Regions from separate parts of the Homo sapiens genome. Here region 2 is linked to region 1. Evidence: chromatin loops called from intact Hi-C (ENCODE). Cell type or tissue: dorsolateral prefrontal cortex. All regions are shown on one strand. Each heading gives the region's core, and the rest is flanking DNA. Links, peaks and the distances in the headings are about the cores only. Region 1 has its middle 14 kb from the start of ZNF875. Region 2 holds the start of LINC01535 (long intergenic non-protein coding RNA 1535).

What was found. Peaks named below come from ENCODE experiments on the same cell type or tissue, not always from the same donor. Only the 100,000 strongest peaks of a DNase experiment are listed, where the experiment ranks them.
Region 2: it touches region 1 in a loop (5-fold over the local background); 2 of 110 quality-filtered maps call a loop at or near these places.

The regions. Positions count from the first base shown.
Region 1 is chr19:37,313,098-37,328,907 of GRCh38, forward strand. It overlaps a transcript of ZNF875 not described here. Among named protein-coding and RNA genes, the nearest start is that of ZNF875, 14 kb to the right of the region's middle. RefSeq lists a silencer at 4,547-4,646 and enhancers at 4,827-5,036, 5,148-6,045, 7,118-7,766, 7,767-8,415. In dorsolateral prefrontal cortex, for the core only: a CTCF peak has its summit at 4,821; DNase peaks (open chromatin) are centred at 3,924 and 4,774; H3K4me3 peaks cover 3,039 bases; H3K27ac peaks cover 2,033 bases.
Region 2 is chr19:37,246,944-37,260,744 of GRCh38, forward strand. It overlaps ZNF383 (zinc finger protein 383), which reads left to right. Exons shown (of 6, transcript NM_001387601.1): 6 at 1-1,797. LINC01535 (long intergenic non-protein coding RNA 1535) reads left to right here and starts at 4,942. Exons shown (of 3, transcript NR_110719.1): 1 at 4,942-5,239; 2 at 8,956-9,039. In dorsolateral prefrontal cortex, for the core only: no CTCF peak of the experiment used is centred there; DNase peaks (open chromatin) are centred at 4,489 and 4,918; H3K4me3 peaks cover 2,281 bases; H3K27ac peaks cover 1,063 bases.

The sequences.
Region 1 (15,810 bases), core at 83-8,082:
GGCCCAAAGGACCTAGCGACTGCCCAGACAAAAATTTCTTCTGACATGCTGCATGTGTCTGTGGTCTCTAAGAGTCAAAACCAAAGCCAAAAGAAAAAGACAACCCCGCCCCCCGCGAAACAACAACAACAACAACAACAACAACAACAAACACCACCACCAACCCACCTTTCACGAGAGGAGTCCTTGAGAAGAGCCTCTCCAGCCAGAACCAGGTAAAGGAATCTGTGCACTTGGCGGGACCCAGAACACACAGTGGCAGGGACTTGACAGCCACACTCTTACCCCATAGAATCTCCACCACTGACACACAGATCAGGATGTGTCACCCTGAGAGATGACACCACAGTTCTGGGCTTTCACAGATTGATTCCACACTCTCTCACTGATTCCACACACATCCCATTACTCACACCAGATTCCCTCATCACTGACCCTACATACCTACAATCATTGATTCCATGGACCTCATCACTATCCCAAAGACCACCTATCACTAATCTACAGACCCTCCCCTGTCACCCCAGGGACCTCAGATTTCCCATCCCCGATTCCAGGATGTATAGAACCTCATCTCTTACCCCCACAGACCTATTGATAAGAGAATACACTCATGGGAGACTGTGTTGACCATTTTACACATCCATTGTGTGTGTGTGTGTGTGTGTGTGTTGATTAATGGACTTAGGTAAACTTTAGCATTTTGGTAGGCAATGCAGTTTTTCAATGCCTTTTCATTTTCTTTCTTTTTCTTGTACATCTTTAAAGGCCTTACTCCAGGCAGTGTGAATTGCAATTTATTAATGCCTATCCCTTATTGAGTCCTTGTCATACATATTTGTTATTGATCATAATTCACAATTCTTATAACTCAGAGACACCAAAGACTCGCATAAAAAGAATGGATGTGGGTTTTTATTTATTTATTTATTTATTTTGGTTTCTGTAGATTACAAAAGTCATTCATTTATATCAAGTCACGAAGTGTATGCTTTGTTTTCTAAAAAAAATTCTAATTAAAAAAAATTTTTTTTAGACATGGTCTCCCTCTTTCACCCACGATGGAGTGCCGTGGTATAATCATGGCCACCACAGCCTCGACCTCTTGGGCTCAAGAGATCCTCCCACGTTAACCTACCTAGTAGCTGAGACCACAGGCATGCACCAATACGCCCACCTAATTATTATTATTTTTTTTATAGATATGTGGGTCTCACTATGTTGCAGAGACAGGTCTCAAACTCCTGGGCTCAAATGATACTCCCACCTTGGCCTCCCAAAGTGTTGAGATTACAGGTGTGAGCCACTGCACCCAGCTGATAAAATCTTAAAAAGAGTAAAATACTTTGGCATCTAATGGAAAATTTCCACTGAGATGATGCATCAGAAATTAAGGTAGAATAAGATGGTCCTAGGGCATCTGAAACAACGGAAACTCAATCTTGGACTGGGTATGGTGGCTCATGCCTGCAATCTCAGAACTTTGGGAGGAAAAGGTGGGGGACTCACTTGAGGTCAGAAGTTCGAGAGCATTCTAGCCAACATGGTGAAACACTGTCTCTACTAAAAATATAAAAATTAGCCTGGAGGTTGCAGCGAGCTGAGATCGTGCCACTGCACTCCAGTCTGGGCAACAGAGGGAGACTCTGTCTCAAAAAAAAAAAAAAAAAAGAAGAAGAAGTAGAATAAACAAAATCTTAATTTATTCATCAAGTATAAAAATGTGGACTAGACTCTGGAGGAATAATACATAAAAAGACATAGGCACTATTTTTTTTTGAAGTTTTATTGAGAAATATTAATAACATATCACAGAAGCCACCCATTGAAAGTGTAAAATTCAACGGTTTTCAGTATATTTGCACAGTTGTGCAAACAGCACCACAGTAAGTTTTAGATCATTTTCATTACCTTGAAGTAAACCCCATATCCCTCCAGTTCCCCCCAACTCCCCTAACCCCGGGCCACCACTAATCTACTTTCTGTTTCTATGTATTGGTCTATTTTGGATATTTTATTTAAATGGAATTACACAACATGTGGTCTTTTGTGACTGGCTTCTTTCACTTAGCATCATATTTTCAAGGTTTATTAAATGTTGCATGTGCAGAGGGGGCACTTTACATAAGGATAAACCTGGGAGTGGGTGCGTACTGATTTTGAAACTTCACTCCAAAATTGTAAAAGGGAAATGATTGATTTCAAATAGAGGAAAAACCTGTTCAAGCTAAAATCCTCCGTTTTCACCAGTTTGTAATGTGGGGTTTTATTGCGAAGAATGGCAAGGTTTTTATACATATTTTCTGCAAATTCTCCCTGTGTTTGGGAACAGTCACAGAATGTGGAGGTATGGGCTTCTGGACTCTGTGGCTGGAGATTCGAGTCCAGGAGAACTCAAGTCTCAGGGTAGGCAGAGAATAACAGTGCAAGAGTGCCAATGGAACCCTTTGAAATGGAAAATTTAAAATGTTCCCTCCCAAAGGAGTCCCAGATAACCACACAAAAGAGGAGTTTGCTGAGTCAGTCCGTCGCGATTCTCCAATAGGATGCAGACAGACTGGGAAAGAAGAAAGTTTATTTCTGCAACCGATTACATGGAGAAGGGCCAAGTAACTCACCAGACCAACTCAAAGTTACAAGTTTTTTTCTAGTGTTTATAGACATCTTAAGGTCCACGGTATGTGTGGGACTGCACCTACAAGCAGAAGTGTTGCATTCAATCAACATCTAATCTTTAACTAGGGCCTAGGGTCTGGAAAGATTTCTCTAGAGTCTTGGAAAGTTTCTGAATCTTAAGACAGGCTGAGGTGAATGTGTAAGAATGCTATTATTATTCGATCAGACTTTAGGATCTGAGAAGACCAAGGCAGGGTCTTAATGGGTTCGTTTTCGCATTCCATCCCTGATACTCAGGCACCAGTTTCTCCATTTCTTCAACGTTTAACTTATGCATTCATCAAAATTATAGTAAAGGGTTAGTGGAAACTGTTCTGGTTGCTAATGGAAACCTGGCCTGCCACACTGTGATCGGAACTAAAGCCCACTACAGAACACTGAAAATGCCTGCAAAACACTGACTTTACTGACAAGTCAATTAAATTACAGAAAAGCAAGTTCACCTCCCTGCCCGCTCTGTCCTCCGGAATTGCTAGGTAGAAACGTGCACATTGTCCTAGGTTCAGTTTTGCAAAGACGGAGTCCGTCAGAGAAAGCATTTGTTTGATTTCATGCATTTGTGTTTCCTTTGTCCATTTCCTTTATATTTATTTATTTGTTTATTTATTTTTTTGAGACGGAGTTTCGATCCTCTCGCCCAGGCTGGAGTGCAATATCGCGATCTCGGCTCACTGCAACCTCCCCCTCCCGGGTTCAAACGATTCTCCTGCCTCAGCCTCCCAAGTAGCTACGATTACAGGCATGTGCCACCACGCCCGGCTAATTTTTGTTTTTTTAGTAGAGACGGAGTTTCACCATGTTGCCCAGGATGGTCTCGAACTCCAGAGCTCAGGCAATCCACCCGCCTCGGCCTCCCAAAGTGCTGGGATTACAGGCGTGAGCCACTGCGCCCGGCCTATTTTATTTTAAGACGGAGTCTCACTCGGTCGCCCAGGCTGGAGCGCAGGGGCGCGATCTCGGCTCACTGCAACCTCCGCCTCCCGGGTTCAAGCGATTCTTGTGCCTCTGACTCCTGAGTAGCCGGGATTACAGGCGCCCGCCACCACGCCTGGCTAATTTTTGTATTTTTAGTACAGACGGAGGTTTCGTCATGTTGGCGGCCGGACTGGTCTCGAACTCCTGACCTCAAGTAATCCGCCCGCCTCGGCCTCCCAAAGTGCTGGAACTACAGGCGTGAGCCACCGCGCCCGGCCCCATTTCCTTTTATTTTATTCTTTTCAGACGGAGTTTCGGTCTTGCCGCCCAGGCTGGAGGGGAGTGGCGCGATCTCGGCTCACTGCAATCTCCACCTCCCGGGTTCAAACGATTCTCCTGCATCAGCCTCCGGAGTAGATGGGATTACAGGCGCACGCCACCACGCCCGGCTACATTTCCTTTATTTTATTTTTTATAATTTACTAACCTGGTTTTTTTTTTTTTTTTTTTTTTTTGAGACGGAGTCTCGCTCTGTCGCTCAGGCTGGAGTGCATTGGCGCGATCTCTGCTCACTGCAAGCTCCTCCTCCCGGGTTCACGCCATTCTCCTGCCTCAGCCTCTCCGAGTAGCTGGGACTACAGGCGCCCGCCACCACGCCCGGCTAATTTTTTGTATTTTCAGTAGAGACGGGGTTTCACCGTGGTCTCGATCTCCTGACCTCGTGATCCGCCCGCATCCGCCTCCCAAAGTGTTGGGATTACAAGCTTGAGCCACCGCGCCTGGCACTAGCCTGTTTTTTGATAACAAGACTGGCGGTGCACAAAGTTGGGTCTCTGTGTTCACCGGGAGGTGGGCATTGGCCAGGTGGGACGGTCTCCAGCGCCTGGTGCAAATCTCCACCAAAGTGCAGGAAACAGCATCAACTATTACTGCAAAGTTTTGGTTTGGCGCAGCGGGTAGACGTTCCAGCGCTGAAATGCGCAAGAAAGTTTTTGCTGCGCATGTAGGCGGGTCAGGCCCAAGCGCTTCTTATTGGCTAATGTGGAGCGAACCTGCACATCCATTGACTGAAAGCTCCGTCTATTTGAGGCTAACCGAGAGCGTCCCTTCCTTTTGTGTTGCCTGGAAACAGACTGTCCGCCTACTAACATCTGATCGCGTTTCCCATTGGTCGCCGTTTCCGGAAGCCCGCCCTCCCGTTTCCGGAAGCCCGGCACAGGCTGGGTCTGCAGATGGCGTCCGAGTGCACAGTGGCCAGTGTGATTCCGCAGTCTTGGGCTGTTCGGCCAAGCGCCCACCGGACGTGGGACGCTGGAGGGTCAGCAGCGTGGAGTCCTGGCCTTCAGCGTCCGCGGCTGGGAAATCGGCCATCGCCACGGCGGGAACTAGGACTGGCTGCGTCCCGGCCCTTCCCCATCCGTCCACCGGACTCGTGGGCGCCCGCACTGACTGTGATGTAGTTTCCTGACCTCTGACACGTATTGTCTCAAGATTAAAGGTAAAAACGGGACTTTTTCAGCCCACTCGGGTAAAATGCCCTTTTATTTCTAGGCAGGTGTTTTGTTGCAGAACGCCTCGAAGGGAGGGAGTGATCAGTAGGTTGAAGTTTATTAAATAAAATACATTACTAGTTTATATTATGTTTATAATAAAGCACCCCAACCTTTAAAAAAAATCTCACTTTTTGCCAGTTGTATTATTTAGTGGACTGTCTCTGATAAGGACAGCCAGTTAAAATGGCATTTTGTTGTTGTTGCTAATCAAACCAATTTTTAGTTTTGGTGGTTGTCCTAACAGCAGCAACTTCTCAGGCTTTATGAAATCATATTTGTTTTCTTTTTTTTTTTTTTTGAGACAGAGTCTCGCTCTGTCGCCCAGGCTGGAGTGCAGTGGCGTGATCTCGAGTCACTGCAAGCTCTGTCTCCTGGGTTCACGCCATTCTCCTGCCTCAGCCTCCCGAGTAGCTGGGACTACAGGCGCCCGCCACCACGTCCCGCTAATTTTTTGTATTTGTAGTAGAGACGGGGTTTCACTGTGTTAGTCAGGATGGTCTCTATCTCCTGACCTCGTGATCCTCCCGCCTCTGCCTCCCAAAGTGCAGGGATTACAGGTGTGAGCCACCGCGCCCAGCTTATAAAATCATATTTCTTGTGGAAAATTTCTGTGAAAGGCACAGCGAGTTAGTTTGGAATTGTTTTAAAGGAAGTAAGTTCCTGGTTTTGATATCTTAGTAGTAGTATTTTCCCCAATGTCTTTGAAATCTAATTTTTGGGGCACGTATGTAGAGTAACTTTTGTGAAAGAAACAACCAGTTAAGGAGGTTTTGGGATTTCCTTTATGAACTATAATGCTGGTTTAGATTTTTTTTTTTTTTTGAGACGGAGTTTCGCTCTTGTTGCCCAGGCTGGAGTGCAATGGTGTGATCTTGGCTCACTGCAACCTCCGCCTCACGGGTTCAAGCTATTCTCCTGCCTCAGCCTCATGAGTAGCTGGGATTATAGGCATGCACCATCATGCCTGGCTAATTTTGTATTTTTAGTAGAGATTGGGTTTCTTCATGTTGGTCAAGCTGGTTTCGAACTCCCGAGCTTGGGTGATCCGCCCGCCTGGGCCTCCCAAAGTGCTGGGATTACAGGTGTGCTCCACTGCAGCCGGCATATATATATATATATATATATATAATAAAAATGGTAATGACACTATCTCCTAAATCCTTTAAAATGTTAATTGGTGGATCTCTGACTTTTGTAGTATTTATTTCATAGTGTGAATGAGACACCTATAGGCGGCAGGTCTCTATCTTCATGAAGTGTGAAGATTTGGTGCTTTATAAAATAGCCCCCACATTGTTCATAGGCCTTATTCTTGATTCTCAGCTCCCCTCTGCTTCTGACATTGTTACTAAAATTAAGCTATGTTTTTGTGGTTATGTGAGAGCTGTGGAAATGTCCAGCATTAGCCACTAATGTTTCTCCTTGATATTTCTCCATATCTTAATACTGACCCTCAATCCGTTACTCAGATGGGTGTCCTTTTCCTGGATGTCTGGAAACTAAGACCGGCTATCCCTCTGACCTCCCTGCTGAACAACCATTTTTTTCCTCTCTCTCTTCTCTTGTCTACACTTGAGTTGGTAACCTCAGCTCTTTCATGAGCAGCCTTGATTCCTTTGACTCCCTCTAACTCAGAGTTTATTTTATTTATTTATGTTTTTTTGAGACGGAGTCTCGCTCTGTCACCCAGGCTGGAGTGTAGTGGTGTGATCTCAGCTCACTGCAAGCTCCGCCTCCTGGGGTCACGCCATTCTCCTGCCTCAGCCTCTCCCAGTAGCTGGGACTACAGGCACCCGCCACCACGCCCAGCTAATTTTTTGTATTTTCAGTAGAGATGGGGTTTCACCGTGGTCTCGATCTCCTGACTTCGTAATCCACCCGCCTCGGCCTCCCAAAGTGCTGGGATTACAAGTGTAAACCACCGCACCCGGCCATAACTCTGAGTTTATTACCTGCAGTTCCATCAGCCAAGTTTAGGGCCCATGAGAAGGGCCCATGAATGAAATTTTCACATACCTCTAGCCAAAATATAGTGTTTCCTTCCATCTTGAATACAGGCTGTAGAGCCCTTGGGTATGGGGCATTATTAGCAGTCAGACCACAGCAGTTTTTATGTCATCTGACAGCATCTCCAAATAGCCTTCATGGTTGTCACTGCTTCCCAATGACAATTCCAAATAACAGTTCCCAGTGATGATGTGCTACTTGCTATTGTTACTTAATGTGTTAAAGTGGCTGTTACAGACACTATTACTATGTCAGGAATTACACCAAAATTTAGTAGCTCAAACCATCATTTTATTATGTTTGTGGATTCTCATGCTTATAGTCAGGATTTCAGACATGGCACAAGGGTAGCCCACTTGTCTCTGTTCCGTGATGTCTGGCCTCAGCACAGAAGACTCAACAGCTGGGGTCTGGAACCATCTGGAGGCTTGTTCCTTCACATCTGATACCTGGCTTGGGATGTTGGAAGAGGGGGCTCAGCTGGGACTGAGTCCCTACATGTAGTGTTTCCATATGGCCTTGACTTCCTTACAGCCTGGTGTGGGGAAAAGAAAGAGGGATCAGACTGTTACTGTGTTTGTGTAGAAAGAAGTAGACATAAGAGACTCCATTTTGTTCTGTACTAAGAAAAATTATTCTGCCTTGAGATGCTGTTAATCTGTAACCCTACCCCCAACCCTGTGCTCACAGAAACGTACTCTGTTGGCTCAAGGTTTAATGGATTTAGGGCTATGCAGGATGTGCTTTGTTAAACAAATGCTTGAAGGCAGCATGCTTGTTAAAAGTCATCACCACTCCCTAATCTCAAGTACCCAGAGACACAAAACACTGTGTAAGGCCGCAGGGATCTCTGCCTAGGAAAGCCAGGTATTGTCCAAGGTTTCTCCCCTTGTGATGGTCTGGAATATGGCCCCGTGGGAAGGAAAAGACCTGACGTTCCCCCAGCCCGACACCTGTAAAGGGTCCGTGGTGAGGAGGATTAGTAAAAGAGGAGGGCCTCTGCACTTCAGATAAGAGGAAGGCATCTGTCTCCTGCTCGTCCCTGGGCAATGGAATGTCTCTGTGTAAAACCCGATTAACTGCTCTTTAATGCACCAAGATTTTTATGTATGTGCACATCAAAGCACAGCACCTTTTTCTTAACCTTGTTTATGACACAGAGATATTCACATGTTTTCCTGCTGACCCTCTCCCCACTATTACCCTATTGTCCTGCCACATCCCCCTCTCTGAGATGGTAGAGATAATGATCAATAAATACTGAGGGAACTCAGAGACCAGTGCCAGCATGGGTCCTCTGTATGCTGAGCGCCAGTCCCCTGGGCCCACTTTTCTTTCTCTATACTTTGTCTCTGTGTCTCTTTCTTTTCTCAGTTTCCCGTCCCACCCGACAAGAAACACCCTCAGGTGTGGAGGGGCAGGCCATCCCTTTCACCTGGCAGCCTCAGGGTAGTCAGAATTCTTAGGAGGCACAGGGCTCCAGGTCAGATGCTGAGTGATCTTTTATGAGGTAGCACAGCAAATCCACCCAGGATCGGGGAGAGAGGACATCGATTCTGCCTCTCAAAGGGAGGAGTGGCAAGAAATGTTGAGCCATTTTTTAAAACTACCACAGCAACATGCCTATTAATATGTCAGAAAAAATTAAAGCATCCTGATAGCTGCATTTCTAAGTAATTGGTCTCCTTTGAAATTCTGTGAATTGTGTTTTTGGTAGTATATGGCATTATTCTGAGGAGGGGTCAAAGACTCTCCCGTATGTTAGAACGGTCCTGCACAGAACAGGCTAACCCCCACCCACGTCCCCCAGTGTTTGAAATGCATAGTGTTTGCTGTGGTTTATTGGTCAGGGCAGGAGTTTCTCATTTAAATTGGCCTGTAACTTTTTTTTTGGTCTGATTTCCTTCTGTTTGTGCTGATATTCTCACCTCAATAGGAATCAGGAGCTTCTTTTGCTGTTCTTCTGTTTTGGATGCATTGGAAGGTAAGTTTCCTTGTGAACCATATTTTGGACTCATTTTGTAGGCTTTGCCAAATGGCCTTTTTACGCTCCCATTTTGCATTTTCTTTGGATATTCTCATAGATTCTCAGGGATATTTTCATATTTTACTATTCATGAATTTAGAAGTGTGTTTACTTTCCTGAGTTTTCATTTTCTTCTTTTTCTTCCGTTGTATGTAATTTACAGAGCAAATACCCACCAGAGAGAATACCGTAAGGGATGTGGAAAGTGAGTTTCTTTGCGCTTATCCAGTGATTGATTTTCAGTCAATGAGCATTCAGTATATGCCTGGGACTCTGGCTTTATTTATTAGCTTTCTGATGCTGAACCCATCAGTGAACTACTCTGTATATTTGATTCATCATGAAATGGTGACACCCAGGGTGGCTGATTTCCAGGTTTACATCAGTTGCCCCAGGGGAAGTGCCTGGCCCTTGTCTGGTTGTTGCTGCTCTAACTTTGCCCTGTTAATTGAAGAAATGCAGCTGTAAACACTTCCTGGGGTGTTGCTGGCATTTACTGTCCTCACAGTTTACAGGGAAGCCCATATTTTCAGCCTCTTCCTCTGCTTTCTGCCATTTCTAAACCATCTCACCCGATCTGGTGTAATCTTCATTGTGTGTGAGTTTGCACAGATGTAATTTGGGCCTACATGTGTCCAAAGCCTAATGCCCACCTCCCACCTCCACGAAAATCTGGAGCTCAGGACCCACTACCCTCCCCCACCCACTGCAAGCTTGAACATTTGATGGTGGAAACCCCGCCCTGAGTTTGTATTATGGTGGGTTCTCTTGGGTCTTGTTCTCTGTGGGTCTGTCCTGCGTTATAGTGTGTGGAGCCGGGGGGATTTTCACTGTGTTCCTAAAGGAGGGTCACAAGGAGTTGTTGGGCAAACGGTCTGATATTTCCTTTTTTTTTTTGAAACAGAGTCTCACTCTGTTTCCCAGGCTGGAGTTCTGTGGCACCGTGTTGGCTCACTGCAACCTCCGTCTCCTGGGTTCAAGCAATTCTCTTGCCTCAGCCTCCAGAGTAGCTGGGATTACAGGTGCCCACCACCACGCCTGGCTAATTTTTTAATATTTTTAGTGGAGACGGGGTTTCATCGTGTTGGCCAGGCTGGTCTCGAACTCCTGACCTCAGGTGATCCGCCCGCCTAGGCCTCCCAGAGTGCTGGGATTACAGGTGGGCACCTGGCCAAGGGGCTGATATTTCTTAAGGGCTTTCCCCAAGAAGGAAGAAGCCAAACCTACTCAGGCAAATCTTGTTTATTTATTCTTCTAGGTCCAGATTTGGAACAAGTCTCTCTAGAGATTGAACAGGTAAGGCTCACCTTTCAATAGTTACACCAAGAAAGGCCTAGCTGATGACTTAAGCTATGGTTTTGGGCTGCACGAGAGTGGTCAGGTGGACAGTAGGGAAGTCTACATGTAACCCAAACGGAAAAGAGAAAAGGCCCCTGAGAAATCAGGGGAAAGTGCCACAGTGTCTCTTTCTTGATGATGTCACTGGCATGTGGGTTACCTTCCCACTGTGTCCCCCAAAGGACATGAGGCCACAAACTGAAGTGCCCATGAACAGAGGAGCTGTGGGGACGGTGGTTTGATCGCTCCGTTCAAATGCACACCCCGGTGCATGTGCATCTCTTCTGATGCAGGGCCCCAGTGGGTAAGCTCTGTGCTTCTCCACACAGTGGATCAGGAGTGGAAACATTCTGTCTGTTTAGCGCTTGATGGTTTGGTGGTGACCTCATGTCATGGTGATTAGAGCCAATGATCCTAACAGTTTAAAATTGTTGAGCTTGTGGGTAGGTATTTGGGAGATAGTATGTGTGTTACCTAGTGTTTGTCATCTGCAGTGGTTTTGTTACTTTTTGCATAAACTGCGGAGAACGTTTACTAACTGCAGATGATAGAGAAATCACCAGTCACTCTAAAATCCTCCCATTTCTTGGTCTAGAGCTGCGCCTGGAACCCGCCGCAGGGAGGAGACCTGAAGACCAGAGGAAACACAGCAAGTAGGCCCTTTAAACCACTCACCTGTGTTGTCTTCTAATTTATTCTGTTTTATTTTGTTTCCATCATTTTAAGGGGTTAAAATCATCTTGTTCAGACCTCAGCATATAAAATGACCCATCTGTAGACCTCAGGCTCCAACCATACCCCAAGAGTTGTCTGGTTTTTTTAAAATTACTGCCAGGTTTCAACTGCAGATATCCCTGGAAGGAATATTCCAGATTCCCTGAGTAGTTTCCAGGTTAAAGTCTTATAGGCTTCTTCTGTTTTGAGGAGGAGTTCCTGTCAGAGAAAAACCTGATTTTGGATTTTTAGCTTTAATGCTTGTGAAACGCTATAAAAAATAATATTCTACCCCTAACATTAAAGTACTGTTAGTGAGAAATTAAAATTCCTTCAGGAGGATTAAACTGCCATTTCAGTTACCCTAATTCCAAACGTTTTGGTTGTTAGAATTTTCTTTAATGTTCATGAAGAAGTGTTTTATATTTTCCATCAAGATTGAACCTCTCTCTCTTTTTTTTTTTTTTAGACAGAGTCTCGCTCTGTTGCCCAGGCTGGAGTGTAGTATGGCGATCTCTGCTCACTGCAAGCTCTGCCTTCCGGGTTCACACCATTCTCCCACCTCAGCCCCTGGAGTAGTTGGGACTACAGGCTCATGCTACCACACCTGGTTAATTTTGTTTTTGTGTTTTTAGTAGAAACGGGGTTTCACCGTGTTGGCCAGGATGGTCTGGATCTCCTGACCTCGTGATCTGCCCACCTCAGCCTCTCAAAGTGCTGGGATTACAGGCCTGAGCCACTGTGCCCGGCTGTTTTTTCATTTCTATTATGATTTGTTCTGTGGAATGTCAGTGACTTAGCGGTATGTTTTTCACATTTTTATAAAGCTGAATAGTTCTGTATGTCAGCTCAGCACCCCTAGTGTCAGCCATGCTACTCTCCTGCTGTGCATAGATGGGGGCCCGTCCACACCCGAATCTCCTGGGTTCCCGCTGTCAGCACCCGAAGGTACCCACCAGATGTGTCTGTCGCTTCCCTCCATCCACCTCTATTGTGGTTCTCATGTTTCTGCCTCCCTAGAGACCATTTCTCTCCAGAGCAGTGCTTTCCAATAGAAATACAATGCCAGACACATACGTCATTTTAGATTTTCTAGTAGTCACTTTAGAAAAGTTAAAAAGAAACAGGTGAAATTAATGTTTTATTTCACCTAAAATGTTAGCATTATCCAAAATATCACTTCAACATCTTATCAAAATAAAAATTATTAATGAAATCATTTACTTTTTTTTTTTTTGAGACAGGGTCTTGCTTTGTTGCCCAGGCTGGAATGCAGTGGCACCAGCATAGCTCACTGCAGTCTCAAACTCCTGGGCTCAAGAGATCCTCCTACCTCAGCCTTCCAGGTAGTTTGGACTACAGGCACACACCACCATGCCATGCTAATTTTTTTTTTTTAAAGGCTGGGTCTCACTCTGTCAGCCGGGCTGGAGTGCAGTAGCACAATCTTGACTCACTGCAGCCTCGATATCTGGGGCCGAAATGATCCTCCCACCTCAGCCTCCCAAGTAGCTGGGACCACAAACATGTGCCACCACGCCTGAATAATTTTTGTATTTTTTTGTTAAGACAGGGTTTCAGCATGTTGTCCAGGCTGGTCTTGAACTCCAGAGCTCAAGTGATCCACCCACCTTGGCCTCCCAAAGTGCTGGGATTACACGCGTGAGCCACTGCACTTGGCCTGATTTTTTTTTTCTGAAGAGATGAGGTCTTGCTATGTTGCCCAGACCGGTCTCAAATTCCTGGCTCAAGCAGTCCTCCTGTCTTGGCCTTCCAAAGTGCTGGGATTACAGATGTGAGCCACCACACTGGCCCATTCTTTCTTTTATACTGAGTATTCAGAATTTTTTTAAAATGTGTTTTCCACTTACAGCATTTCTCAGGTTGGACTAGCCATCTTTCAAGTGCTCAGCAGCCACATGTGGCAAGTGCCTGCCTTATTGGACAGCACAGCTCTGGAGGGTGATTTTATGTACATCCCCACTGCTCTCTCTGCCTCCTTTATTCCCATCTACCCCACACCCCTGCAGTCTGTGACTATCGTGTCCCTCCTCTCTTCCTGTCTCTTGTAATCCTTTAATATGGAGAATTATTTCCAATTCCTTAACATCCTGCCTGATTTTTTTCTGTCTTACATTCAAGGGTCACAGTTTTCCTCTCACCCTCATTTCAGTCTTTTCCCATAACATGTGACGTGCCTTTTTGTCTTGGTTGGGTATTTATTTGCAATACAAGAATGATTGTTTTCTTTGATACATTAGTGACTCACATACTTTTCATGTTTTTTGAGTACCTCTTTCTTGAAAGAATTTCAAATTCTAAAGTTAAATTAGAAAGCTTTTTTTTTTTTTTTTTTTTTGAGTTGTAGTCTCGCTCTGTCGCCCAGACTGGAGTGCAGTGGCGTGATCTCATCTCACTACAAACTCTGCCTTCCAGATTCAAGTGATTCTCCTGCCTCAGCCTCCCGAGTACCCGGGATTACAGATGTGCACCACCATGCCTGGCTAATTTTTGTCTTTTTAGTAGAGCCAGAGTTTTGCCATTTTGGCTAGCCTGGTCTTGAACTCTTGACCTCAAGTGATCTGCCCGCCTCAGCCTCCCAAAGTGCTGGGATTACAAGGGTGGGCCACCATGCACAACCTAGACAGCTTATTTTATTTTATTATTATAATTTTTTTTTTTTCGAGATGAAGTCTTGCTCTGTCTCCCAGGCTGGAGTACAATGGCAGGTCTCGGATCCCTGCAACCTCTGCCTCCTGGGTCCAAGCAGTTCTCCCTGCCTCAGCCTCTCGAGTAGCTGGGATTACAGGTGCCCACCACCATGCCCAGCTAATTTTTGTATTTTTAGTAGAGACAGAGTTTCACCATGTTGGCCAGGCTGGTTTTGAACTCCTGACCTCAGGTGATCCGCCCACCTCGGCCTCCCAAAATGCTGGTATTACAGGCATGAGCCATTTTCCCTGGCCAGGAAACTTATTTCAAAAGGTGTGTATAGAGCCCCTTATGTTTCTACTTGATTTTTAAATGACAGGTCTATATGTTTTAGGATGTAATATCTCACTGTGTGTTGCTTTGCATCATTGAACATTTTTGGTAATTATTTTTATTTTCTATATATTTTAGAGATTTCATTAAACTAATACGGAATTTCATATTCAGGGGCAGGCATAGTGGCTCATACCTGTTTTCCCAGCACTTTGGGAGGCCGAGGCGGGCAGATCACCTGAGGTCAGGGGTTTGAGACCATCCTGGCCAACATGGCAAAACCCCGTCTCTACTAAAAATACAAAATTATTCGTGTAGTGGTGCAGGCCTGTAATCCCAGCTACTTGGGAGGCTGAGGCAGGAGAATCGCTTGAACCCGGAGGCAGAGGTTGCAGTGAGCCGTGATCTTGCCACTTCACTCCAGCCTGGCCCACAGAGCAAAACTCCTCAAAAAAAAAAAAAAAAAATCATACTCGCTCGTATCAAAAATGAAAATTTATTTTTACAAATTTCTATGTGAGTGATAGAATTATTTTAATGTCAGAAAGGTTCATAAGAAATGGGTGTAGTGATTGTGTTCTTTCCTGTGCTCGAATGGAAAATGATGAGGGAACACAATGTTAGAGTTGCAGTGAGAAGGGGCGGAAAGACCAGGTGCGGTGGCTCATGCCTGTAATCTCAGCACTTTGGGAGGCCAAGGCGGGCGGATCACCTGAGGTCAGGAGTTCAAGACCAGCCTGACCAACACGGAGAAACCCCATCTTTACTAAAAATACAAATTAGCTGGGTGTGGTGGTGCATGCGTGTAACCCCAGCTATTTGGGAGACTGAGACAGGAGAATCACTTGAACTGGGAGGTGGAGCCTGCAGTAAGCCAAGATCGCACCATTGCACTCCAGCCTGGTTAACAAAAGCAAAACTCTGTCTCAAAAAAAGAAAAAAAGAGAAAGGGTGGAAAAGAGGGATTCCAGAGTGCCAGGCACACAGATTTTCTGGAAGGTTTACATGAGGACTGCTGTGGTTTGAATGTGTTCCCCAAAGTTCATGTGTTGGAAACTCAACCCCTAATGCAACAGTGTTGATCAGTGGAACCTTTAAGAGGTGATTAGGTCATGAAGGCTCTGCCCTCATGAATGGATGAAGGTAGGGTGGGTTAGTTATCTTGGGAGGGGGTTCCTGATAAAAGGATGAGGTTGGCTTCCTCCCTTTCTGTCTTTCCCCTTCTCCCTCTCACATGTGGTCACTCTCTTGCCCTTTTACCTTCCAGCATAGGACAACACAGCGAGACCTTCACCAGATGCAGGCCCCTCACTTTCCCAGTGTTCAGAACCATAAACCAAGTGAACCCTTATAAATCACCCAGTCTGTGGTATTCTGTTATAGCAACACAAACAGACTAAGACAGGGACACTCAGTGAGCTCTTCTCTCTACTTGATGGAGCACTCCCTGCGTGGTGCCTTGTATTTGTAGACATGATGCTGTAAATGCTCTTTGAGTGTCTCGAAGGCTTTTATGTTTGAGGAGTTTACAGAGAAGCCCGTACAGGGTTCAGGTCCATTCTGTTGCTTCTTTGCTCCTTAGTTCCTCCCCTAATC
Region 2 (13,801 bases), core at 1,410-9,409, 65 kb before region 1:
CAGAAGAAGCAGTACAATAGGATAACCATCAAATATCTGATTATTAATTCAATATTCCCTCTTAATTAACATGGGTTAAGGAATAAATCCCTAATATATACATTATTTAAATGTACATGAAAATGAAAACAATTGAAAAACCTGTGAGTGGCAGTAAAAGTTGTATTGGAAGTTTTATAACCTAATATTTGTGCATATATTGTAATACTAGGAAGAAAAAATATAGAACCCAAGGAACTAAAACAAGCTGAAATGAATTGTGGGAGGAAGGAGGTAGTATTATTTTAAAAGGCAGAAATAATTGAAAGAAAAAAACTGGATCTGAATCCAAAATTGATATTTGATGGAAGAGAAAAAAAATGAGACAAAGTTTAGTGATTCCAGAGGTGAAATAAGGATGACAAATAAACAATATTGTATATGAGAAATTGAAATGGCTATATATGTAAACTTAAAAGAACTGTGTCATTTGGGGTAATGAAAATGTGGCATGGGTAAAGGTTGTACAATTTTGTTTATATACTACAGGTCACTCAACTATACACTTTAAAAGGGTGAATATTATGCTGTGTGAATTTGATCTCAATTTAAAAACTTAAGGCTGGTTGCAGTGGCTCATGCCTGTAATTCCAGCACTTTGGGAGGCTGAGGTAGGAGAATGGCTTGAGGCCAGGAGTTCAAGACCAGTCTAGGTAACATAATGAGATCCCCCTCCCCTCATCTCTACAGAAAAAAAAAAAAATTAAAACAACAAACTTAAAAGTTGGTATTATAGACATTTTTATAATATATCTGAAAATCTGGAAAAAGTCTGTGATTTTTAATAAGTTGACGACATCAGAATTAACTGGAGGTGTAAAATCTTAATAGACCTCCCTCCAGAATAAACTTATTTAAAAAAATAAGACTGGCCAGGCATGGTGGCTCACGCCTGTAATCTCAGCATTCTGTGAGGCCAAGGCGGGTGGATCACCTGAGGTCGGGGATTTGAGACCAGCCTGACCAACATGGAGAAACCCTGTCTCTACTAAAAATACAAAAAATTAGCCGGGCGTGGTGGCTCATGCCTGTAATCCCGGCTACTCAGGAGGCTGAGGCAGGAGAAAGGCTTGAACCCGGGAGGCAGAGATTGCGGTGAGCGGGGATCATGCCATTGCACTCCAGCCTGGGCAACAAGAGTGAAACTCTCTCAAAAATAAATAAGTGAAATAAAATTTTTCTTAAAATATATTTTAAATGTCAAATTGCTACACTAAAAAAGACACCAAGGTAGAGATTTTTATAGGTGAAATCTATGAAATGTCTTAGGAAACTCTTCTAGGACATAGACTGAGATAGCAAATTATCTATTTTTAAAATTTGTCATAATCCTGATGTTACAACCTACTAGAACCCAAAACAATTTGTCCAGAATCAGTTATGAAAATACAGCATTATAAATTAGCAAATCAAATCTAGTAACCCATTGAAAATAAATATTTGTCACATTCTGAATTTAGGAAAAAACAATTCTGATAAATCAAACTTTCTACTTTCTGAAACTTGAAAATCAAATTGATTTAGATAAGATTGTATTTCTTAGTGTCTGAACTCAGGAACCAAATAGATGTGGATAGCATGGGATTTTTGGAATACAAGATAAGATAATTTACATGGGATTGCAAAAGTTCAAATAACTAAAGTTCTGTCAATGAAAATATATGCTCTAACCTCAACATCTTCTAGATGAACCCTTTTTTCTAGCAGTATTTGACAGGATGGGATATATTTTATAAATAAACTTGGACTATTATCCTATCTGCTGCAGTATCACTGTTCATTCATTTATGCCCTTTACTTCCTACTTGAAGGGTCTTTAAACATAGCCAACATATCCAATCATTGCTGTGCATTTTGGATGAGGGTGGATTGCGGGGCTGCATTCAAAGCCATCCTGGGCCACATGCAGCCTATGGAGCGTGGGTTGGATGAGCTTGATGTACCACGTTTTCTTTATCCAGTCTACCATTGATGGGCACCTGGGTTGATTCCCCATCATTGCTATTGTGAATAGTGCTGCGATCAACATACAAGTGCATTTGTCTTTTTGGTAGAATGATTTCTTTTCTTTTGGGTAGATACACAGTAATGGGATTGCTGGGTCAAATGGTAGCTCTGTTTTAAGTTCTCTGAGAAATCTCCAGGCTGCTTTTCACACTGGCTGGACTATTTTATGCTCTCACCAACAGTGTATAAGCATTCTCTTTTCTCCGCAGCCTCACCAGCATCAGTTGTTTTTTGACTTTTTGTTTGAGACAGAGTCTCGCTGTGTCACCCAGGCTGGAGTACAGTGGCATGATCTTGGCTAACTGCAACCTCCGCCTGTTGGGCTCAAACAATTCTCCCACTTTGGCGTCCCAAGTACCTGGGATTACAGGTACATGCCACCGCACCCACCTAATTTTTGTATTTTTTGTACAGATGTGGTTTCACCATGTTGCCTAGGCTGGTCTCAAACTCCTGGGTTCAAGCAATCCCCTACCTTGGCCTCCCAAACTGCTAGGATTACAGGAGTGAGCCACGGCACCCAGCTTATATTTGTGTATATGTTAAATTGTATATGTTATTTTATGTATGTGTATATATTAAGTTGTAGATTCACATATATAATTATATACACATATATTACATTATATGCACATATATTTGTTTACTCGTGCAATTTGTCCCAGCAGAAGTAAAAACTCATATAAGTAAAATAATATTTACAGGCCAGGCGTGGTGGCTCACATCTGTAATCCCAGCACTTTGGGAGGCTGAGGCGGGAGGATCACCTGAAGTCAGGAGTTTGAGACCAGTCTGGCCAACATGGTGAAACCCCGTCTCTACTAAAAATACAAAAATTAGCCGGGTGTGGTGGCGCATGCTTGTAATCCCAGCTACTCAGGAGGCTAAGGCAGGAGAATCGCTTGAACCCGGGAGGCAGGGTTTGCAGTAAGCCAAGATCACACCATTGCACTCCAGCCTGGGGTACAAGAGTGAAACTCCATCTCAAAAAAAAAAAAAAGTATTATTTTTGGTGCAAAAGTACTTTAACATCTTAAATGCTCATATAATGGAAGATACTTTAACTCTTAGAAAGAATGAGTTAGCTCCCTTTCTACTCTAAAGGTATCCTAATATCTTTGTACCTGAAGTGGTGTCTGATTCAAATTGTTATATTAAAAAAGGAAAATGCTTTATAATAATAATAATAATAAAAGAAACTTTATATAGTAGCCCTCCCTTATCTGCAGGAGATGTGTTCTAAGACCCGCAGAGGATGTATGAAACCGTGGATAGTATGACCCAATTGCTGTCGATCAGAACACATTTCTGTTTATGTTTTCCAAGCACAAATTTAATGTTTTTTTTTTTTAATCTTAACTAAGCACTTATCACACGTGGCTGTATTTTTTAGAGCTTGGGGTTCAACAAACAAGACTAGCAGAAATTTCTTTTCCTCCTTACACTTTCACAGCTAGAAGATTTGTTCTTACCATAGATCTTAGCAACCTCAGCACACGACTTATTTTCCTTATTCAGTCAAGAATTTTCACATTTTCACTTAAAGGAAACACTTTAGGGCTCCTCTTCTGCATATCTAAATTGACAGCATCACTACTCTTGCATTTTAGGGCCATCATTAGGTACAATTAGCGTCACTTAAACACAAGCGCTGTGATACTGCGGCAGTCAGTCTGATAACCAAGTTGGCTACTCACCGACTAAGGGTAGCGCATACAGCGTGCATCTGCTGAACAAAGGGGTGTTCATATCCCAGGCAGAATAAAGCAGGACAGTGAGATATTTCATCACGCTCCTCAGAACAGCCCACAATTTAAAGCTTATGAATTGTTTCTTTCGGGAATCTTGCATTTAATATTTTCAGACCACAATTTACTGTGGGTAACCGAAACTGTGGGAAGTAGAACCATGAATAAAGGGGGACTACTGTATATGCTTCTGTATGTGTGTAAATACTTACATGAATCGTGGAGAACATAATGGGAAGATGCTCATCATCTTGTTAACTCGTTATTTCAAGAGTGGAACTGGAGGGGGAATACTGCCTTTCCTTTATATTTATTTGTAATATTTCATTTTCATTATGAACATGTGTTATTTTAGTATTTTTAAATATTAATAAAGACAGGCAAAAACATGTAATTTTAATTCAAGGTGAAATCTTCAAGGCAATCATATATAATTAAACAGAGCAAATAAAACATTCTAAATCCTTGAAGGGAAAGGGGAAAAGAAAGCACAATGTAAAAACCAAGTGAATCTAAACGCAACAATATATCATAATGCCTAAGTTCGTGGGACCAATTCCAATCCAGTCCAAGGAAGCAGAGACTGGCGAGCAACATTCCCTTTCAGGCCCCTGCAGGGTCAAGAGCATGCTCCTGGAATAGACTGAGAAACTAGGGCAGGCTAAGTGAGGTGCCAGGAATAAAGACACCGCCTGACTGACACATTCTCCACTCTCCCTACACCCGCTCCTCTCACCAGCGCTTCCATCAGGCTCCAATTCCTCCCTCTTCCCAAGAGCCTCAGATTGAAACCTTGCAAGGAAGACACCCATTCTCAAAGTCACAGGCTTGGTAATCTGAGCGGCAAAGGTGAATGATCTCGTGCTCCCCCTAATCCCCACTACTCCCCTCGCCACTGCTGCCTAGCACCAGCCCCTCCTCCATAATTTGAACTGTCCTCCCAGGACTTGGAGGCGGGTCGGCCCAAGCACTTCTTACTGGCCAACATGGAGCAAACCTCCCCTCTCTTGCACATCCATTGGCTAAAAGATCTGTCTACTTAAGTCTGACTGCCACCTTCCCTTCTTTCTGTGCTGCCTGGATAGGACTGTCAGCTGGTCGCGTTTCCCATTGGTCACCGTTTCCGGAAGCCCGCCCCCACGTTTCCGGGAGCCCGGCGGACGCTGGGTCTGCAGATGCCATCCAGGCGCACGGCGGGTATAGTGGTTCCGCAACCTTGGGATGTTCGGCTGAGCGCCTGCCTAACATGGGAGCGCCTGCCTAACCCTCCTGACTGGAGGGTCAGCGGCGGGGAGTCCTGGCCTTCAATCGGCCATCGCCACGGCAGAAACTGGGGCCCGGGCTGCGTCCAGGCCCTTCCCCGTCCGTCCACAGGTCTCATGGGCGCCCGGACTGGGGCTGATGTAGTTTCCCGACCTCTGACACATAGGATCTGGAGATTAAAGGTATAAAAACGGGGACTTTTCAGCCCACTCAAGTAAAACACCCTTTTATTTTTCGGCAGGTGTTTTGTTGCAGAATGCCCTGAGGGGAGGGAGTGACTGCTGGGTTTCGGTTTATAAAATAAAATAAACTCCTGATTTAGATTATGTTTAATATGGCTCCCCAACCTTTAAAAATCCCACTTTTTGCCAGTTGTATTATTTAGTGGGATGTTGAAGGGGGGGGCCTGCGCCTCCACACCTGTGGGCGTTTCTCCTCAGGTGGGATGAAAGACTGAGAAAAGAAAAAGACACAGAGACAAAGTATACAGAAAGAAAAGTGGGCCCAGGGGACCAGCGCTCAGCATATGGAGGACCTGCGCCAGCACTGGTCTCTGAGTTCCCTCAGTATTTATTGATCATTATTTTTACCATCTCAGAGAGGGGGATGTGGCAGGACAGTAGGGTAATAGTGGGGAGAGGGTCAGCAGGAAAACATGTGAACAAAGGTCTGTCATAAACAAGGTTAAGAAAAGGTGCTGTGCTTTGGTGTGCGCGTACGCAAACATCTCGGTGCATTAAAGAGCAGTATTGCTGCCAGCGTGTCTCACCTCCAGCCTTAAGGCAGTTTTCACCTATCTCAGTAAATAGAACATACAATCGGGTTTTACACGGAGACATTCCATTGCCCAGGGATGAGCAGGAGACAGATGCCTTCCTCTTACCTCAACTGCAAAGATGCCCTCCTCTTTCACTAATCCTCCTCAGCACAGACCCTTTATGGGTGTCCGGCTGGGGGATGGTCAGGTCTTTCCCTTTGCTCTGTTACCAGGCTGGAGTGCAGTGGCACAATCTCCACTCACTGCAATTTCTACCTCCCAGATTCAAGTGATTCTCTTACTTCAGCCTCCTGAGTAGCTGGGATTACAGGCGCGTGTCACCACGCCCAGCTAATTTTTGTATTTTTAGTAGAGATGGGGTTTCACCATGTTGGCCAGGATGATCTCGATCTCTTGACCTCATGATTTGCCCGCCTCGGCCTCCCAAAGTGGGTTTTGATTTTTTTTATAGTGGTAATGATTCTGTCTTCTTAACTCCTTTAAAATCTTAGTCAGTGGGCTGGGCGCTGTGGCTCATGCCTGTAATCCTAGCACTTTGGGAGGCCGAGGCGGGTGGATCACTTGAGGTCAGGTGTCTGAGACCAGCCTGGCCAAGATGGTGAAACCCCATCTCTACTAAAAATACAAAAATTAGCCGGGCGTGGTGGCGGGCACCTGTAATCCCAGCTACCCAGGAGGCTGAGGCACGAGAATCACTTGAACCTGGGAGGTGGAGGTTTCATTGAGCCGAGATTGTGCCACTGCACTCCAGCCTGGGCATAGAGCAAGACTCAGTCTAAAAATATATATATATATATATATATATATATATATATGTTGGTGGATCTCTTACTTTCACAGGATTTATTTCATAGTGTGAATGAGACACCTCCTATAGGCTCCAGGTTGCTAACTTCATGAGGTGTGAAGATTCGGTGCTTTATAAAACAGCCCCCACATTCTTCATAGGCCTGTCCTTAATTCTCAGCACCCCTCTGCTTCTGACATTGTACCTAAAATTAAGTTTTTTGTGGTTATATGAGAGCTCTGGAAATGCCCAGCATTAGCCACTAATGTTTCCGTTTGATATTTCCCCATATCTTAATAGTGACCCTCAATCCATTACTCAGATGGGTGTCCTTTTCTTGGATGTCTGGAAACTAATACCAGCTATCCCTGTGACCTCCCTGCTGAGCCACCATTTTGTCTTTTCTCTTTTCTTGTCTACAATTGTGTTCGTAACCCTCAGCTCTTTCATGAGCAGCCTTGATGCTTTCGACTGCTTCTAACTCTGAGTTTATTACCCGCAGTTTCCATGAGCCAAGTTTAGGGGCCTGTGAGACCGTCCCATGTAAATTTTCACATTCCTCTAACCAAAATGTAGTGTTTCCTTCCATCCAGAATGTAGGCCGTAGACCCCGTGGGTATGGGGCATTGTTAACAGTGAGACCACAGCAGTTTTTATGTCATCTGACAGCATCTCCAAATAGCCTTCATGGTTGTCACTGCTTCCCAATGACAATTCCAAATAACAGTTCCCAGTGATGACTTGCTACTTGATATTGTTACTTAATATGTTAAGGTGGCTGTTGTAGGCACTATTACTGTGTAAGAAATTACACCAAAATTTAGTGGCTCAACACAATCATTATGTTTGTGGATTCTCATGCTCATGGTCAAGATTTCAGACAGGGCACAAGAGTGGCCTGCTGTCTCTGTCCATGATGTCTGGCTTCAGCACGGAAGACTCAACAGCTGGGGGCTGGAACCATTTGGAGGCTTGTTCCCTTATATCTGATACCTGGCTTGGGATGTTGGAAGATGGGGCTCAGCTGGGACTGAGTGCCTACATGTAGTGTTTCCATGTGGCCTTGACTTCCTTACAGCCTGGCAGTCTCAGGGTAGTCAGAATTCTTAGGTGGCACAGGTTCCCAGGGCAGATGCTGAGTGGTCTTTTATGAGGTAACACAACAAATCCACCCAGGATCGGGGAGACAGGACATCGATTCTGCCTCTCAAAGGGAGGAGTGGCCATTTTTTAAAAATTGCCACAGCAACATGCCTATTAATATATCAGAAAAATTTGAAGTATCCTGATAGCTGCATTTCTTTTTTTTTTTTTTTTTTTAAACGGAGTCTCTCTCTGTCATCCAGGCTGGAGGAGTGCAGTAGCACGATCTCGGCTCATTGCAACCTCCGCCTCCCGGGTTCAAACGATTCTCCTGCCTCAGCCTCCTGAGTAGCTGGGACTATAGGCACACGTCACCATGCCCAGCTACTTTTGTATTTTTAGTAGAGACAGGGTTTCACTATGTTGGCCAGGATGGTCTCGATCTCTTGACCTCATGATCTGCCCACCTCAGCCTCCCAAAGTGCTGGGATTACAGGGGTGAGCCACCACTCCTGGCCAATAGCTGCATTTCTAAGTAATTAGTCTCCTTTGAAATTCTATGAATTTTATTTCCTGTAGTTTACAGCATTATTTTGAGAAGGGATCAAAGACTCTTCCATATATCAGAAGGATCCTGGACAGAACAAGCTCACTGCCAACCATTTCCCCCAATATATACATGTATATATGTATTTTTTTTTTTTTTTTTTTTGAGACACAGTCTCACTCTGTTGCCCAGGCTGGAGTGCAGTGGTGCAATCTTGGCTCACTGCAGCCTCCGCCTCATGGGTTTGAGCGATTCTCGTGCCTCAGTCTTCCAAGTAGCTGGGATTACAGTTGTGCACCACCACTCCTGGCTCATTTTTTCTATTTTTAGTAGAGACTGGTTTCATTGTGTTGGCAGGGCTAGTCTTGGACTCCTGGTCTCAGTGATCCGCCCGCCTTGGCCTCCCGTAGTGCTGGGATTATAGGCGGGAGCCACCATGCCCAGTCCATTTCCCCCAGTATTTGAAATGCACAGTTTCTGCTCTGGTTCATTGGTCAGGGCAGGACTTTCTCGTTTGCCTTAAACCTAACAGTAGTTTAGAAATTGGCCTGTAACTTTTTTTGGCATGATTTCCTTCTGTTTGTGCTGATATTTTTCTCACCTCAATAAGGATAGGAGCTTCTTTTCCTTTTTTTTTTTTTCCAGGTAGAATCATGTTTTCTTTTAATTGAATACTTAACTCACAATGTTTCCTGTTTTGCAGCTGCTCTGCTAATAATTAGGTTCCCACCTCTCAAGATCATTAGGAGCTTCTTTTCCAATTCCTCTGTTTTGCATGCATTGGAAGGTAAGTTTCCTTGTAAACCAGATTTTGGACTCTGCAGGCTTTGCCAAATGGCCTTTTTACCCTCATGTATATTGCATTTTCTTTGGATAGTCTCATGGATTCTCAAGGATATTGTATTCCTGTATTTTACCATTCATGAGTTTAGAAGTGTGTTTACTTTCCTGAGTTTTCATTTTCTTTTTCTTCTGTCATATGTAATTTACAGAGCAAATACCTACCAGAATGGATAACTTGAGAGATGTGGAAAGTGAGTTTCTTTGCGCTTATCTAGTGAGGGTGATTTTTAGTCAATAAGCATTTGGTATATGCCTGGGAATCCAACAGCTGCTATTTAGATTCAGAGCCAGCCTTTATTTATCAGCTTTCTGATGCTGAACCCATCAGTGAACTTCTCTGTATATTTGATTCATCATAAGGAAAATGGTGACGCCGAGGGTGACTGATTTCCAGGTTTACATCGGTTGCCCCAGGGGAAGTGCCTGGCCCCCATCTGGTCCTTGCTGCTCTAACTTTGCCCTGTTAATTGAAGAAATGCAGGTATAAACACTTCCTGGGTTGTTGCTGGCATTTATTGTCCTCACAGTTTACAGAGAAGCCCATATTTTCAGCCTCTTCCTCTGCTTTCTGTCATTTCTGAACCATCTCACCCGACCTGGTGTAATTTTCATTGTGTGTGAGTTTGCACAGATGTAATTTGGGCCTACATGTGTCCAAAGCCTAATGCCCACCTCCCACCTCCACTAGGATCTGGAGCTCAGGACCCACTACCTCCCCGGCCCACTGCAAGCTTGAACATTTGATGGTGGACACCCCTCCCTGACTTTGTATTATGGTGGGTTCTCTTGGGTCTTGTTCTCTGTGGGTCTGTCCTGCGCTATACTGTGTGGAGCCGGGGGGATTTTCCCTGTGTTCCCAAAAGAGGGTCACAAGGAGTTTTTGAGCAAAGAGGGGCTGATAGTTCTTAAGGGTATCCCACAGAAGGGAGAGGCCAGACATATTCAGGAAAATCTTGTTTTTTTATTCTTGTAGGTCCAGATTTTGGATGAATCTCTATAGAGATTGAACAGATAAGGCTCACCTTTCAATAGTTACACCAAGAAAGGCCTAGGTGGTGACTTAAGCTATGGTTTTGGGCAGCACGAGAGTGGTCAGGTGGACAGTAGGGAAGTCTACATGTAACCCAAACGGAAAAGAGAAAAGGCCCCTGAGAAATCAGGGCAAAGTCCCACAGTGTCTCTTTCCCCATAGTGTCACTGGTGTGGGGGTTACCTTCCCACTATGTCTCCCAGAAGACATGAGGGCACAGACTACAGTGCCTGTGGACAGAGGAGCTGTGGGGATGGAAGTGTGATTGCTTCATTCAAATGCACGCCCCGGTGCGTGTGCGTCTCTTCTGATGCAGCTCCCCATGGGTAAGCTCTGTGCTTCTCCACACAGTGGATCAGGAGTGGAAACATTCTGTCTGTTTAGCACTTGACGGTTTGGTGGTGACCTGATGTCATGGTGATAATAGAGGCAATGATCCTAACAGCTTAGAACTGTTCAGCTTGGCCGGGCCTGGTGGCTCACACCTGTAATCCCAGCACTTTGGGAGACTGAGGTGGGGGTATCACCTGAGGTCAGGAGTTTGAGACCAGGCTGGCCAACATGGCGAAACCCCGTCTCTACTAAAAATACAAAAATTAGCCGGGTATGGTGGCACACGCCTGTAATCCCAGCTACTTGGGAGGCTGAGGCAGGAGAATCGCTTGAACCCGGAAGGTGGAGGCTTCAGTGAGCTGAGATCTTGCCATTGCACTCCAGCCTGGGTGACGGAGCGAGACTCTGTCTCAAAAAAAAAAAAAAATTGTTCAGCTTGTGGGTAGGTATTTGGGAAACATTATATGTATTACCTAGTCTTAGTTATCTGCAGTGGTTTTGTTATTTTTTGCATAAACTGCTGAGAATGTTTAATAATTGTAGATGATAGATCACTAGTCACTCTAAAATCTTCCCATTTCTTGGTCTAGAGCTGGGGCTGGATCCCTCAGCAACGAGGAGACCTGAAAACTAGAGGAAAAAAAGCAGGTCCTCCCTATAAACCACTCATCTGTGCTCTCTTCCAATTTATTCTCCTTTTGTGTACATCATTTTAAGGGGCTATAATCATCTTGTTCAGACCTCAGGATATAAAATGACCCATCTGTAGACCTCCAGCCGTATCCCAAAGTTGTCTGTTTTGTTTTTTTTTGAAATTCCTGACAAGTTTCAGTTGTAGCTGTGCCCTGAGGAAACATTCCCGATTCCCGGAGTAGCTTCCAGGTTAAAGTCCTGTAGGCTTCTTCTGTTTTTAGAAATTCCTATCAGAGAAAGACCTGATTTTGGATTTTTAGCTTTAATGCTTGTGAAAAGCTATAAAAATAATTTTCTACGCCTAGCTTTGAAGTACTGTTAGTGAGAAATTAAAATTCCTTCAGGAGGATTAAACTGCCATTTCTGTTACCCTAATTACAAAAGTTTTGGTTGTTAGAATTTTCTTTACTGTTCATGAAGAAGTATTTTATATTTTCCTTCGACATTCATTCTCTTTAGCAGGTAATTTTGAACTTTAGTTTCTTAAATACCCAAATTTGGTTTTTCCTCAGTCTTCTCTCTGCTACAGATTTCTAACTTAACAGGAAAGGCAGTTTTCCTCAAAAAGGGCAAAGAACAGCGGGAACAGTAGAGGGCACCTTCAACCCCAGCATGGAATTGACGTTCCTGCTTCAAAATGAACCATCACAGCAATCTTGGCTTTTTGATTTGGACCCTCATTTCTCTTATAATTTGAACTTATATTGGAGAGAAGGGGCCTGTCTCTTAAGCCAGCTAGTTTTTGTACTGGATATTTATATATCATTTCATTTGTTCCTTAGTGTTTTTTCATTTCTATTATGATTTGTTCTGTGGGATGTGACTTACCGGTGTGTTTTTCACGTTTATAAAGCTGAATACTTCTGTATGTCAGCTTAGCACCCCTAGCATCAGCCATGCTACTCTCCTGCTGTGCATAGATGGGGGCCTGTCCCCCTGCTGAATCTCCTGGGTTCCTGCTGTCAACACCTGAAGGTACCCACCAGATGTGTCTGTCACTTCCCTCCATCCACCTCTCTTGTGTTTCTCATGTTTCTGCCTCCCTAGAGACCATTTCTCTCTAGAGCAGTGCTTTCCAATAGAAATACAATGCCAGACACATACGTCATTTTAGATTTTCTAGTAGTCACTTTAGAAAAGTTAAAAAGAGGCTGGGCATGGTAGCTCACACCTGTAATCCCAGCACTTTGGGAGGCTGAGGTGGGCAGATTAGCTGAGGTCAGGAGTTCGAGACCAGCCTGGCCAACATGGTGAAACCCCGTCACTACTAAAAATACAAAAATTAGCCGGGTATGGTAGCAGGTGCCTGGGATTACAGCCTCCCGAGTAGGCTGAGACATGAGAATCACTTGATTCTGGGAGGTGGAGGCTGCAGTGAGCCGAGGTCATGTGCACCACTGCAATCCAACCTTGGCAACAGAGCAAGACTTTGTCTCACACAAAAAAAAGAAAAGAAAGAAAAGTTAAAAGGGAGCAGGTGAAATTAATAATGTGTTTTATTTCACCTAAAATGTTAGTATTATCCAGAATATCACTTCAACGTCTTATCAAAATAAAAATTATTAATGAGATAGTTTGCATTCTTCCTCTTTTTTGAGATGGGCTCTTGCTTTTTTTTTGGCCCAGGCTGGAATGCAGTGGCACCAGCATAGCTCACTGCAGCCTCAAACTCCTGGGCTCGAGATCCTCCTGCCTCAGCCTTCCTAGTAGTTAGGACTACAGGCACACACCACCATGCCCAGCTAATTGTTTTTCTTTTTTGTTTGTTTGTTTTTCTTTTTTTTCTTTTTTCTTTTTTTTTTTTTTTTGAGAGGAAATCTCACTCTGTCACCCAGGGTGGAGTGCAATGGCATGATCTCAGCTCATTGCAACCTCCGCCTCCCAGGTTTAAGTGATTTTCCTGTCTCAGCCTCCCAAGTAGCTGGGACTACAGGCGTGCACCACCATGCCTAGCTAATTTTTTTGTATTTTTAGTAGAGACAGGGTTTCACTATGTTGGCCAGGCTGGTCTTGAACTCCTGACCTCAGCTGATCCACCCACCTCGGCCTCCCAAAGTGCTGGGATTACAGGTGTGAGCCACTGCGCCAAGCCTTTTTTTTTTGAGATAGGGTGATAGGGTCTCACTCTGTCACCCAGGCTGCAGTGGTATGATCTTGGCTCACTGCAACCTCTGCCTTCCAGGTTCCAGTGATTTTTCCCACCTCAGCTTCCCTATTAGCTGGGACTACAGGTACACGCCACCACACCTGGCCAATTTTTTGTATTTTTTGTATACATAGGGTTTCACCATGTTGGCCAGGCTGGTCTCGAACTCCTGACGTCAAGTGATCCATCTGGCTTGGCCTCCCAAAGTGCTGGGATTACAGGCGCGAGTCACCGCACTTGGCCTTAGCAATCTTTCAAGTGCTCAGCAGCCACATGTGGCAGTGGCTGCCTTATTGGACAGCGCAGCTCTGAACGGTGATTTTATGTACATCCCCACTGCTCTCTCTGCCTCCTTTATTCCCATCTACCCCACACCCCTGATGTCTATTGGAGGGAGTCTACTGGGAGTGTGGAGGCTTTCCTGTCCCTAGCATGGATGACATCAGCAGGTGGTGATGAAAGTGATTAAACAGCATTCTCATCACAAAAAAAAGTCAAGTATTT